2 separate regions of the Homo sapiens genome follow, and region 1 is linked to region 2. Evidence: chromatin loops called from intact Hi-C (ENCODE). Cell type or tissue: prostate gland. All regions are shown on one strand. Links, peaks and the distances in the headings refer to the core of each region. The heading gives the core; the rest is flanking DNA. Region 1 overlaps AFF3 (ALF transcription elongation factor 3). Region 2 has its middle 12 kb from the start of LINC01104.

Region 1 (2,500 bases), core at 1-2,500, 91 kb before region 2:
TCAGCGAAATAAAGCGGCGGCGCGGAGGAAACCTCTTCCACCCGGACCTGCTCTCCGTTGCGGTTTGGCCTCCAGTGGTGGTCCCACCCACCCTCTAGCTGGCCAGCCCTGGAAACCAACCTCCTTTCTTTTTATTTCTCACCGGGAAGGGGGACAAACTGGCCTCTGGGTGTCGACTTCAAACTTGCCGCCCGTCTCCGGTCTGGAAAGGCAGGTGATCAGCTAGAAGGGTGATAAGAGTATCATCGTGGCTCCTAAAGAGTAATAATAATCTCCCTCATTGTAAAGACAGCTCTTCCCCCTGGCTTACTTTTTTAGACATGCTGAGAAGCGCATGTCTCCATCAGGGCCCTACCTCTGCTTCTCCACAGTTGGCCTAGAACCGGAAGCCCCTCCAAGGCCCCCTGACTCTCCTGACCTCTTGGCCACAGCTCCGGATTCTCACCAGGGATTCCCCAGAATTCCTAGAGAGCAGCTCAGAGCCCTGCAGTTGTGCCTCACCACGCGAACCAAACCTCGCACTCCCCGCCAAAAGGGAGTCCCTTCCAGCACTCTCCCCTTTGTTCCTTTTTCTGGGCAAGAACCGCTGACTGGGGCTGCCAGAAATGTAAACCCTGGGTGCAAGTGACGGGATCCCTCCAGCGTCAAGCCGAAGAGTCATCCTCTCACCTCACCCACCTCCGAATGAGGATTAACAAACTCAATTCAGGACACAGGTAGAAGACCAAAAGGCCAATGAGACTTCTTTCCTATTTGAGATCGGATTTGAGAATGCTCAGCCTGGCTCCCTTCTTCCCCCAGCTCTGAATCAATCCTTTCTTCATTAGCATCCATAACTAATGTGCAAAATGTAAAACGCTAAATTAAGACAGAGTTGGCATCAACATAGTCTGAGAAAATGAAATTGTTATTTTACAAGCTGATAACTCTCAGCCCTCAAAAACCCCTCTCATTAGCTGAAGGTAGCAAGTAGCAAGAAGATTAGGTAAAAACATAGAGAATATGAATATAGGAAAAAGTACAGGTGTGAAGGGCTGGCTGCCCAAATCCCAATGCACAGTGTATTTGGAAAAAGAAAAAAAAGAAAAAGAAAATCTGTCTTTCTAATATCCCCTTAGCATACGCCTTGTTGGAAATGTTTGCTTTGGCGAAAGTGAGATCGAGACATTGAGACAGCATTCCCAGGAACAAAGGCTGGGGGTGGAGGGTGGAGGAGGGAGCAGGAACAGCCCCTGTCTGGAAGAACTGCAAGTTCTGAGGCCTGAACAAGAAATGTGTCCTGTTCCCGTGCTCCTGGCTGCAGCTGGGAAGCTTCTTCAGAAAGGAGACCTCCCGGCCCTCACCGGGATCTGGCTTTCCTTCCCTTCCCACCACATCTGTTTATACAAAGGAGGGCCGCTGAAGGACAAACATAACCGTGTTTACTGCGAGTCCCATGCTGGGCCTGGAGCTCAGATACAGATTTGCCCTCACCATGGAGGCTGAAGATAAATAGATGATCCCAGAAAAGGAAAGAGGGAAGGCCCTGGGATGGTATAGAGCTGGTTGAGGGGTTTACTCATGAAAGGCCTCTCCCAAAAAGCCATGTAGTAACGGGCAGATTTACGTTTGAATTTAAACTCTGGTGCCTTGTGTTAATATATGAGAGTGTGTGCACCTAAAGCAATTGCAAGGCGGGTATTTAAAAATGTTTCTTTAGGAATAGCCATGATTTTCTGTTTGGGGCCTCTAACATGGGGATAGTTGGATTGATTATTTCCAGTGTTATGTTTTCATGTAATAGTGTCTTGGAGAATGAGGACTTTTGAGGAAACCCAAATAGTAGTTGCAGATCCTGTTTTTTACTAAGCTGTCATGGAGATAAATCCAAAATAGTTTTTACAAGTAAAATGTAGAACAGTTAGTGAGAGCCTTTATGGGAGATCTTTATTATTTATCTGGTTTATGAAGATGTTCCTATTATCCTCCAGCCTCTGGGTATGCAAACCAAAACAAGCACTTAATCTAGTTGTCAAAATTTTAACTCCTTAATACAAAGCAAAAAAAGGGTTTGGACTTTTGGGGATTAGAATGTCAGAACTAAAAGGGAACTTTTTTATGTAAAAGAGAAAGAGACTCTCTAAAAATAAAAATGTTAGAGTGATGTTTTCTATGAAGCTGCCTTAGCTTTTGCTCATCCTATAGTGCTTGTGACCTGAGGGTCTTTTCTCCCCACATGGATGCAAGCAACACCCCTGGGAGCTGAATCAAACCACCCAGCTAAGGGGAGGGCTGCTGGGGGAAGCTGCTAAATGAGAGGAGCTGCTTGGCTTCCCGGGTCAGGTTGGTTGGTTGGTGTAGACTAAATGTACCAAAGAAAGGGACTAACAAATGAATCCTGCTCAGTCTGGGGCCCTACTCACATTCTGCCAACCTAGTGCTGGAAGCCTCCTAAATAAATCCAGAAGCAAACCTATAGCATCTAAGATCTCCCTTCAGATATGATTTGATAGAAGAGAAG
Region 2 (11,147 bases), core at 5,279-7,778:
TGGCAATGGAACATTCATGTAAACAGAGGAGATGTACGTAGGGAAGTGAAAACCTTTTTATTTTACTACCTTTTTCTTTTTTGAGACAAAGTCTCACTGTTACCCAGGCTGGAGTGCAGTGGCATGATCTCGGCTCTCTGTAACCTCTGCCTCCTGGGTTCAAGTGATTCTCCTGCCTCAGCCTCCTGAGTAGCTGGAATTACAGGTGCACGCAACCATGGCTGGCTAATTGTTGTATTTTTAGTAAAGACGGGGTTTCAACATGTTGGCCAGGCTGGTCTTGAACTCCTGACCTCAAGTGATGCTCCTGCCTTGGCCTCCCAAAGTGCTGGGATTACAGCTGGGTGTGGTGGTGAGCCATCACACTTGGTTGTATTTTAGTACCTTTAATGCCACTTTTTTCCTTCTTTTTGGACAAGGGGCTTCATGTATTCATTTTGCACTATGCTCTGTCAATTGATTACAGAGCTGGTTCTGGCAATAGAAATACTTTTTGCAAAAAAAAAAAAAAAAAAAAGAAAAGAAAAGAAAAGAAGGAAAAGATAAAAAAAGGAAGGAAGAAAAGAAAAGAAAAAAGTTAACTGGCAATTCTTGTTAAGGAAACCTGTGGATATTTTCTACTGACCCAGCTGGAGGCAGACCTCCAGCTACTTCGGTGGTAAGGGAAGGGATGACCACTCAGCAATTCATCTCAGTCACTGAACAAACATAAGGGCCAACCATACGAAAGGTGCTGTGACAGATTAAGGAAGAGTTTCCTCAGGGAACTGAGTTTCTGGGACAAAATAAAAGATACATTTTCCTCCCCAACTCTTATTTTGCCTGTCAGTGTCCCTCTATTGCACCACAGTGGGAGTGATCCTTCAGATTTAGGACACTTCTGTCCTTAAAGCCTTTCAATGGCTTCCCAGTGCCCTCGGGATAAAGTGCAAACTTCCTAACCAGTGGTGATTACTCCATACATTTCCTGCAGTAATTATCAGACAACAGAACTCATAATGGGTCAACAATAAGAAAATTTCATACCTCACAGAACAAGAAGTGCAAGGAACAGAAGCTTCAGAACCACTTAATTCTTCAGCCCAAGGATCCCATCATGGACGAAATTCTCTGCATCTGGCCACTTTGCCTTCCAGCACATTGATTCTTCTTCTGAGGTTGGTTTTTCTTTTGATCCTAAGATGTAGCCAGAATATACCCACAGGGGAATAAAGGCAAAAGGCAGGGAGGGGACCTTTGTTCCTGTGCCACTCTTAGTTATTAGGAAAACCTCTGTAGAAAGCTCTTTTCCCCATTGTCTTCTCCGCAAGCACAGCATTGCATTCTTTTTAGTGTGAAACCAATCCCTGGAGTGGTCATGGGATATTACCATGATTGGCTTAGATCTTGGAGTGGGGAGGGGCCTCACCTCCTCTCAGTGACTTGCTGCTTCCTAATTAAATAACTTAGGTTCCAGTTGTGAAGAAGTATAGCCAGGGGTAGCGCAATCAGCAGTGCCTCCCACACTGGCCCAGCCAGACCTTCTCTACCAGCCCCGCTTGCTCACTCAGCCTCTCCATGACCATGTCTCCTTCATGTCCCATTCCTCAGCCAATAAAATTCCTCTTCTTTTCTCAACCTGCCAGCTCTGACTTTGTTTGCGGTGTTTGCTCATGCTGTTCTTTTTACCTGGAATTCTCTTTCCACTGAAGCACCTATCCCCAGCCCCCACCACACGCACTCACATATGTGTGTGTACACTAACACACACACACACACACACACACACACACACTGACCTCTCTACCCGGCTAACTCTTGCTTGGCCTTTAGGTCTATAGTTGAAGCCAGCAATGGGAAGTTGGCAGCCTCTGGTCTCTTGACATATTGCATTTGGTTTCATCAGTGTTTTTCTATTTTTGGATTAGTTCTGGACATTTAAAAATAAAAACCCAGTGTTTTGGACGTCTCTTGAAAATTGGGAACAGACACCAGGTCCACATGGTCTCAGCACTCCATTGTGTTACTGGACCGACCTGGAGTCTGCTCACCTGGTGCAGTAAGACCAAACATTCACACTGAGGTTTTGCAGTAGGAGAAAGGAGGGTGCCAAGCAAGGAGAACTGGGCAGCTCACGCTTAAGACTTGACCTCCCTGATGGCTTGCAAGCAAGAGTTTTTAAAGGCAGGGGTAGATTTCAGGAAAGCAGAAGTTATGGGCAAAATCGTAAATCAATGCATGCAGGTTACACATTGGTTTGGCCTAAAAAGGTGGGATATCTTGAAGGTGGGGAAGGCCTTACACATCATAGGTGGATTCAAACATTTTCTGATTTGCAATTGGCTAAGGAAGAGAAGCTTTGTCTAGAGACTTGGAATCAGCAGAAAAGAATGTTGGGTGTGGCCCGTGGGCCTCATTTCCTCCAGGCCCCTCAGGAAGAAATTTAGAACAAACAACGGTGGTCAGAGTTTAGTCCGCAGTTTCCTCTTATCTGAGGTCTATAGGCCAGCAGATCCATTTGGTGAGGGCGGGGTTTCTGAGGAACAACTCAGGGACATACGTTAAGATGTTATCTTTAGTTTCCACAGGGAACCAAACATCTTGTGATTTTTAACTTCCATTGGCTATTGTTTTAAGCTGCTATCACCTTCTTGCTTACCAAGTTGCTCATTTACTTTCTCAGGGCTAGCTAGGTTCCTAGAGTTTCCCTTGAAGGAACTCAAGACTTTATTTTATTTCCATGTATGATAGGGAGTCGGGAGGGACAAAAGAATGGGTCCTTGTTCCTTCTCAATTGCTTCTCCTGGGGCTAAGGGACAAGAAAAGGAAACAGTCCTGTTGGAGCAAGGAGGCAGAGTTGTGGACCTGCTTATAATTGGAGGCCTGGCCCCAAGGTATGGAAGAAGGAAGAAGAAATTCCCTCTTTTTCTTCATGCCTTCCAATCTCTTGCCAGCCTCTCCCATTGGCTGAACTCAACCAGAAGTCCTGCCAGCACAATGCATTTTGCAGAGGGCAGCCTACTACTGGGGCACACACCGAACAGAGCAGAGGAAGGGAGAGAAGTGATCTGGGTGGGGAGCAAGCAGACAGCAACCAATGCAAAGTCCTTCCAAGAAGAGCTCACCCTGGAGCTGAAGCAGAAGTATGGAGGAAAAGTATAGAGGAGAAAATCCTGTTTTCAAGATTTTTGGTTGTTGTTGTTGTTCCTTTAGAGCTTTTCTGCTGTTGATGCTGTTGTTTAGTTTGGCTTATTTATCAGTTATCGTTTTATATATGGGGAAGTTGCTGTCTGGTTTGCAGTTATTAGCACATGTAAATGTGTCTGCTGAGCCAGCTACCCCTTGTAAATCACAGATAATGTCTTCATTCACCAAGGCAGAGGAGCTCTATTTAACATTTGGCCTTGGGAGTAAAAATCAAAATGAGGTGCTCAGTAGTGTGGGGGTTTTGTCTTGTTCTTTCAATGACTGAGTGCATTCACTGATGGTCAGACCTCCACAACGGCATGTGCAGCACGTGCTGTTTCCAATGCCACAGGGAAGGGTGGAAACTACTTTTGTGATCAATCTAGATTTCCCTGTAGCTCTGAATTAAACAGAAAACTTGCATAAATCTCCTCCTTTCAAAACATAATTCTCTTAAAAAATGAGATTTAGATTGGCTTGGTCCTTCTGTTTCCTGAGACAGAAGGAACATTCGGTAGATTTGGTTCCTCCACCACTGTAGGGAGAACGGCCGGGGTTCGATTTCTGCACTTTGGGGAATGAACCTGGGCATAGACTTAGAGGAACTAAGATCCCATTGTTATTCAAACTATGCAAGTTTAGAATGTAAAGTTTGGAGTAGATTTCTTACTGTGATTTAGTCAGAAAAATCTCAAACCCTATGTCTCTCCACCAGAAGTTCTGAAAAATGAGACCACGACAATAGGCGTGCACTCTGTTGCCTCCCCAGTAAACACCCAGGGGCCAGGCACTGTGCAGGTTCCCAGCTATGACTGGAATAACAGACACACCTGGTGACCACATTGAAGGGGCTCAGGTGGTGCTGTTTATGCTTAAAGTGCAGAGAACAAGTTCCAGAGCTCTGTTGTGCAACACAGTGCCTCTAGTTAATTATGCAGTTCTGTGCACTTGAACATTAAGAGGGTAGAGCTCATGTTAAGTGTTCTTACCACACACACAAAAGGCGGTAAGAAGGCAAAAGACATTTAAAGAACTTGAAGGCAGCAAAGGTGCTTTTAAAAGCCTTTAATGAGAGCTTATACTAAAGGATTTTGACCTGGAAAACAGATTGATTTCCAATTCTCTATTGCTTTGTGCTGTCAATGCTGGCAGTCTCAAGGAGGCTATTCTCTGTATGCTGTAATTTTTAAGATTATGTAGATTTAAAAAATGAGTTATGTATGTCTACGCCACATGCATTTCAAAGGAATACTTTAAAAATCACCCCAGCAGGATGTTGATATCCCATGGGTTGTGGAGGGCCATGGTGCATCCATCAGAACTGGAGTGGAGAGACTTGGGTTCTAGCGCAGGGCTTTTGACCCTGAGCAGTGGCGGAGCCTCTCTGTGGCTTAGTCTCTCAATGACAAATCTATGATGCACCTCCCTGCCTTGCTTGTCTCACTGAGGGCTGATGGGGACAGAGTGAAAGCTTGTTCAAGTGCTTCAAGCAGCACAGAGCATCATACAAAGGCAGTTTGCTAGGCATACGGGGCTATCACCTGGTTTGACTCCTAGGGGAGTTGGAAGGAGGAGGGGGCGTGGAAAGGATGGGCTGTTCCGCAGCAATGCAGTGCGTCTTGGCTGCTCATATGGCAGCTGGTTTGGGCAGATGTTGAAGGAGGTGAGCCGTGGGTACACCCCTAGCTAGTGATGCCAGCCCCTCCCTGATCCCAGAAGCTCTAAGCCCTGTTTTATCACTAATCATGGCGTATGGTAAGAACAGGGGTCATCTCCGGACTACAGGCAACGTGAGCTGCAGTGTTTTTCTTTCATCTCAAGTGTGTTGCCCTGATGTAAACATATGTGGGTTGGGACTCCCAAACCATGGCAACCTGAGGCTGTGGTCAAGGAGGTATGGGTCTGCTGGTTGCTTTGCTTACGACTCCCTAAACCCTCTTTCCCCCACCCCACAATGTCCTTCTAGCTTCCTGGCAGGGCTCCCAGGTTAGTCCCATGTGGTCCTTTAGGGTACTTTGCCTCTGAAGTCAAGACACTACCCTTTCTTGTTCACTGTCAGCAGCCTCCAATGCCTCTGCCTTCCTACGGGGCTGGTGACATGGCGTGGCCCTTGTGCAACTTTTGGTTTGGCCATGGCTTTGATCTCTCTTGTTAATGTTGTCTCCTTAGTCACCCCTCATTGCCAATGCTGGGCCTGCCTCCCTCTACATAATCCTGGCCGTATCCCTTGTGCAGGGCAAAGACTCTCTGTCTGTGTTAAGACCTAAAAAAAATTAAGTTGTCCAACAGGGAGGCTTAGAGTCTTACAGTGACCCTAGGCTGCAACACTTTTCTTTTTCTCTTTTTTTTTTTTTTGAGATGGAGTTTCACTCTTGTTGCCCAGGCTGGAGTGCAAAGGTGCGATCTTGGCTCACCGCAACCATCTCCTCTCAGATTCAAGTGAGTCTCCTGCCTCAGCCTCCTGAGTAGCTGGGATTACAGGTGTGCGCCACCACCCCCAGCTGATTTTGTCTTTTTAGTAGAGCTGGGGTTTCTCTATGTTGGTCAGGCTGGTCTCAAACTCCCGACCTCAAGTGATCCATCCGCCTTGGCCTCCCAAAGTACTGGGATTACAGGCGTGAGCCACCGCGCCCGGCCGCTGCAATGCTTTTCTTTTTCTCCGTCTTTCATTTCAGTGTAGTGATCCCACCCCCTTCCCGCTGGGGCCTTCGTTTAAATTCCCTGAGGGTGGACTTCAAAATTGTTCCCTCCCATCTTTCCGGACTGGGATATGATAACTGCTGTTCCCAGGCCCACGGTGGGCATTTTATCCCCATCTGATCTCCTCCCAGAAAAGCCGAGAGGAGGCCCTTTCCTTTCTATCCCCGGACATGTGTGAGGGCCCCAGCTGCAGGGTGGCCGTGACACCCTGGATCCTGCAGGCCTCTCTGCCCACTTGGGGAGACGTGATGCGCAGAGCCGGACAAGCACACTGTCCTTTAAACTTACCCTGTAAATTGAACTTCAGGCCAAGACAAATATGGAGTTTTGAGCTCAAACCTATTAAAGGGATTTATGTGTGACTAAAAATAGAGAAAAATTCATTACATTCTTTTCTTGTAAGAAGCTGGATTTGCTTTGCCAAGTGTGTCTCAGAAAGTGCATCTTTTTTTTCCTGTCAATAGTTTCATTTGCTGCCATTCCCAGCAGGGCAGATTGTCCATTAAATAATCACAATATAAGGAAATCCTCAATAAAATAAAATCTTAGCTCAAGAGTACATAGGTACACCTCGCTTTAAAGAATAGAGATGTTCTTCAAAGTGGCTTTTCGGTAAAACAACTAAGAAATACCAGAAATGCACCAGAGGGAAATAAAAAATGTGGCTCTGACTCTAGACAAGAGGAGAGGTTGGGGTGCGGGCAGCAGCAGCCTGGGGGAGGGGCAGAGCTCATGCCTGGGCCTGGCTGTGGCTCCAGGAAGCTGGACGCCGCCGCCTGCTCCTGGGAGGCTGCTGCCCAGAAGGCCAGCAGGGAGCTCGGGCCCCTCTTCCCCGCCCTCTCCCTTCCTCGCCTGCTTTGCACCATTATCAGCCCAAGGCAGAAACAGTGAGAGATGGGAAGCTGCCTTGGAGATGATCACAGAGCCAATAGGAGAACAGCCTTGCTTCATGGACAATTTACAGCAGCTGTCTGAAGCACAGTTGCTTCTGGAATGCAAGGCACAATGGGTACAGCTCGGAGGAAGGCATTTTATGTACTAGAAATTTCTGTGCTGAGCTTGGGAAGCTGCCTTTTAGACACACAAATGGCTTATATAACCCAGAGGTCAGCTGGGGCCTCTGTGTCCTTGGAGAGCTCTGAAGAGGCTGTCCTGTGAGGTAAAGGTGGCTTCACAAACTCCCCCTTTTCAGTGGCCTCCTGCTGACTCCTGCCACCCCCAGACTGACTCTAGGTGTGGGTCCCACCTGCCTTTGGCTCCTGTGTCACCTGTCCTGAGGAAGAGTCAGATATGGAATCCCCCAGGCCCTCCCCCTGAAATCCATTTACGCAGAGGCAGCACAAGGCACCCTGAGGACTTATCTGAAGGAGGTGGTCAGGGTCACAGTTCCAAAATCCCCACAGGCTCTCCTTTAGCGGTGATGGACATGTTTTAAGACTGGAAAGGGTGACGGCTGCGTGCTTCTGGGGAGATATTAAATGCTCCTGAGTTGTGCTATATAATTTTAAATGCTTCATCTTACATGTATCTCACCTTAATAAAAAACAGAAACTAAAACATTTTCCCTGCAAACCTGCCCTCGGCAGAGCACAGCCCTTCTCCCCCTCGTCCTCCCTGCTCTGCCTGGGGCACCCGCATTTGCCCTCACCCCCTCCTCAAGAGGCTCAGCAACTCAGGGCCTGGCCGGGCACGGTCACGCCTCCTCACAAGCAGTCAGTGAAGGATGGTCCTTTCAGTCTGTGCCCTGGACTTAGCTGGAGGAAGGTTTAATTTTTAGTGAGCCAGCAGCTTCTGTGGCACTATCTCCCAGATGGGGCTGGGCCCCAGTGAGCGGGATAGACAGATCCTAGCCTCAAAACTCCTCAGGTTCTCAGAGGAGAGCTTGTCAGTGCACCTCCGTGGTCGGTTGGGGGCTCTGAAGTTGGATGGCAGCCCTGGAAGGCAGCCTGCCGTGGCTTCTGCCCTGCTCAGGGGCCTGTGCCTGCCCTCCAGGCTGTGGTCTCAGCCTCTCCCCTCTGTGAATGAGGCGATTCTGCTCGCCTCATTGGTGATGGGACATGGCCAGCACACAGTGAGTGACAGTGAGTATCAGAGATCACCCTTCTTCCGCCTTGGAGCAGGGCCAGCAGAGGGACTCAGCTGTGTGGGGTTTTGACCTGAAGTTCCTATGGCATGACCAAGTATATTCACCTTCATTCTCAGCATTCCAAGGGAACCTGCCCAATATGGACTCAGGCATTGGGGTCCCTGGGATGGCTAGGCTGCCTGGAGAGCAAGCGGCTGGAGGTCCCTGGGCCTCACCATCAGTGCCTTGCAAGGCAACTGGATCTTGGTTAATTGCTTATATTTATATTAATTACAGTTTACAAAACACTTTCACAATAATTTTCTCACTTGTTTTCACAACCACCCCAGGAAGCAGATTTCATCTTCATATTTAGAGATGAGAAAGCTGAGACTCGAAGAGGTGAGGTGACTTGCCTAATGTCACACAGCAAAGAGCAGAAGCAAGAGTCCAAACCAGGCACCTGACTCCCCAAGTGACCTCCTAGGCAGGAGCTCTGTCCATGAGATTGTCCTTAGCAGGGCTCTGCCATGGGCCCGGCACTGGGATGGGGTTTGGAGGGACTAATGGAAGCGAGGTTCACATGGATCTTGTCCCCGTGAAGCTTACAGTCTCCATAAAGGCAGCTGAAGTTCAGCAGTTCCTGGCCCAAATGGTCACCAAGACATAGTCCTCAAATCTCCAGGTCATGTGTGATCATTTTATTTTCTTCAAGAGCATATTGTGATGGTGAGCTGGCCACTGTGAGAAAAGTGGTGGCCGGCTGCTAAGGTTTGGATCTGTGTCCCCACCCAAATCGCATGTTGAAATGTAATCTCTAGTGTGGAGGTGGGGCCTGGTGGGAGGTGATTGGATCATGGGGGCGGTTTCTCATGATTTAACACCATCCGCCACTTGGTGCTGTCATCATGATAGTGAGTTCTCATGAGAGCTGGTCATTTAAAAGTGTGTGGTACCTCCTTCCTCCCTCTTCCTCCTGCTCTGGCCATGTGAAGTGCTGGCTTCCCTTTGCCTTTGCCTTCTGCCATGATTGTAAGTTTCCTGAGGCCTCCCCAGAAGCTGAGCAGATGCCGCCGTGCTTCCTGGACAGGCTGCAGAACGGTGAGCCACTTAAACCTCTTTTCTTTATAAATTACCCAGTCTCAGGTATTTCTTTGCAGCAGTGAAAGAATGGATCAATACACCGGCCCTCGGTGCGGTCAGGGAGGTGGCCCAGCGGAGAGCAGCCTGAACCCAAGGCAGAGTCAGGGACCCGGCTCCCTAAGCCTCTGCTCAGTTTTCTCATTGGCCAAATGGAAAACATCAGAGTATCTGCCTCCTAAGCATATTCTAAAGATTGAATGAGAAAATCTACATAAAAATATTTAGCTAGCACAGTGTCCAAAGTTGTATTACCACCCACTCAGGCAAGCTTGGCTCCATGTTAATCATCTTCACTAACGGGCATTAGCTGATCCTACAAGTTTTGCAAATGATTGTGTCCTATGGGATTCACTACTTCACGTGCAATTAACCACTCAAAGTTGGATGTCCTTTATTTTTATATATGCATTTAGGCATAGATAAAAAATGTAGAGTACTAAAAACACTACCATAATGAATAGCAGACAACGAAATTATTCCTTGAGAGCTTTTTTTTTTCTGAATCCTCCAGCACAAAAGACATTTGGAGGAGAACAATTTAATTATAAAAGCATTTTTTTTACATCTACTATTTCATTTATTGTCAGATTAGGGGATAGACCTTAATTATAGTTTTTAATAAGTATTCTTAACCTGTTGCATATCTATGGTGTTTTTCAAAGTTACTACAATACAGTAAATAATTCTCAACAGATTAAGAAGGTAATAACATATTCCTTTTAAAGAAAGATATTGAGAAATATGTAAGAAATGATAGTCTCCTATTCTCATGTCTGTGTTCACTACCCACGTGTTTTCTGGGAAGAAATATGAAATAAAATGATTTTCAAAAGAGAGTCCTTCTCAAACAAATACTGACGGTTAACTGCTTTTACATATAATGGCAAGTTGAGTCAGCCACCATTTTTAATAAAACTGATTAATGACTAAGTGTGGACAAAACAGGGAAGTGAGTAATCAGGTGGAATTTATGCTATCCTAAAGCCGGAATAAAAGTCTATGAGATGGAAAAAAAGTCTTTAGGGGCTTGGCCAAGTTCTTAAATAATTGGGAGGCTGAGCAGAGGGGCCGCTCTCAGGAATCAGCATCCAGTTGCACAGACAGAGCCTATTAAAAATTAAGAAAATAGTTTGAGATGACTATTTTAAGCGTTATGAATTGCCAAATGGCAAATGCCTAGCTGAACAGATGACTGGTTTGGATTCTTAATAGCCAATTGTAAAGGAAATGGACCACAACAGGCTTTCAGACACAGAAGTGGCCGTCCGTGCTGAGACCGAGGTGTGGGGTACATCTAAATGTAAGGATCAGCAGTTCCCCAGAGAGCAAACGTGAAAAGCTCAAGTCTAATTTCCCATCATTGTTGAGCATTTTCCAGAAAATTAAGGGCCAATCTGGAGCTGGAGATAGGAGTGTAGGGAGCATCTGCATTGGACTGAGTCTTAGAGTTGGGGAAGCCCAGGGACGGGGTGAGACTATTTTAGGCGTTATTTAACAGTCTAATAATTCGAGGGGTTTTTAAGACCATTGTATTAATCATGCTTTTTCTTGTCCATATTTCCTGGTGCTTTGACATCTTGGGGCCCTGCTTGACTCTGAAGAGACTGCCCCTTCCAGGGCTGGCCAAATCCTAGAGATAGTAAGTGACTTGCCTTTACTACGCCAGTAAGCTATAATCACCCAAGGCCAAGTACCAGACAACCCAGGAAGGCATCTACACCCCAGAGCCTGCTGAAATTATTCAGACCAGCCAATCCTAAGCCTGCCTACACTGCCTTGTCCTTTCCTTCCTGCAGAAACCACAATAAAGGCTGTCACCCATGTTTCCCCCTCAATCTCTCTACCTCCTGACAGCCCCTGGTACTTCCCATGTGGCCCTGCATGGCATGGCCTGTCCTCACTTCTCGGGAACTGTGAGTAACAAACTATCTTTTCAATGGCTGTCATCTCCTGATCTCTAGGCCTCACCATACTGGAACAATACTAAAACCTACATTTTAAAACAGCCACATCAAAATGTACTCAGCATCAAAGAAGCCCTATTAAAGTGTCATGTATCCAGAGAGGGCAAGGC

What was found. Hi-C counts contacts between places; a loop is a spot of excess contacts. Peaks named below come from ENCODE experiments on the same cell type or tissue, not always from the same donor. Only the 100,000 strongest peaks of a DNase experiment are listed, where the experiment ranks them.
Region 1: a loop joins it to region 2, with 3 times the contacts of the local background. A loop is called at or near these places in 5 of 110 quality-filtered maps.

Annotation. Positions count from the first base shown.
Region 1 is chr2:100,105,362-100,107,861 of GRCh38, forward strand. It overlaps AFF3 (ALF transcription elongation factor 3), which reads right to left. Exons shown (of 25, transcript NM_001386135.1): 3 at 143-222. Among named protein-coding and RNA genes, the nearest start is that of AFF3, 36 kb to the right of the region's middle. In prostate gland, for the core only: no CTCF peak of the experiment used is centred there; a DNase peak (open chromatin) is centred at 1,260; H3K4me3 peaks cover 1,502 bases; H3K27ac peaks cover 2,500 bases.
Region 2 is chr2:100,191,116-100,202,262 of GRCh38, forward strand. No RefSeq gene overlaps it. Among named protein-coding and RNA genes, the nearest start is that of LINC01104, 12 kb to the right of the region's middle. In prostate gland, for the core only: no CTCF peak of the experiment used is centred there; DNase peaks (open chromatin) are centred at 6,096 and 6,626; H3K27ac peaks cover 2,201 bases.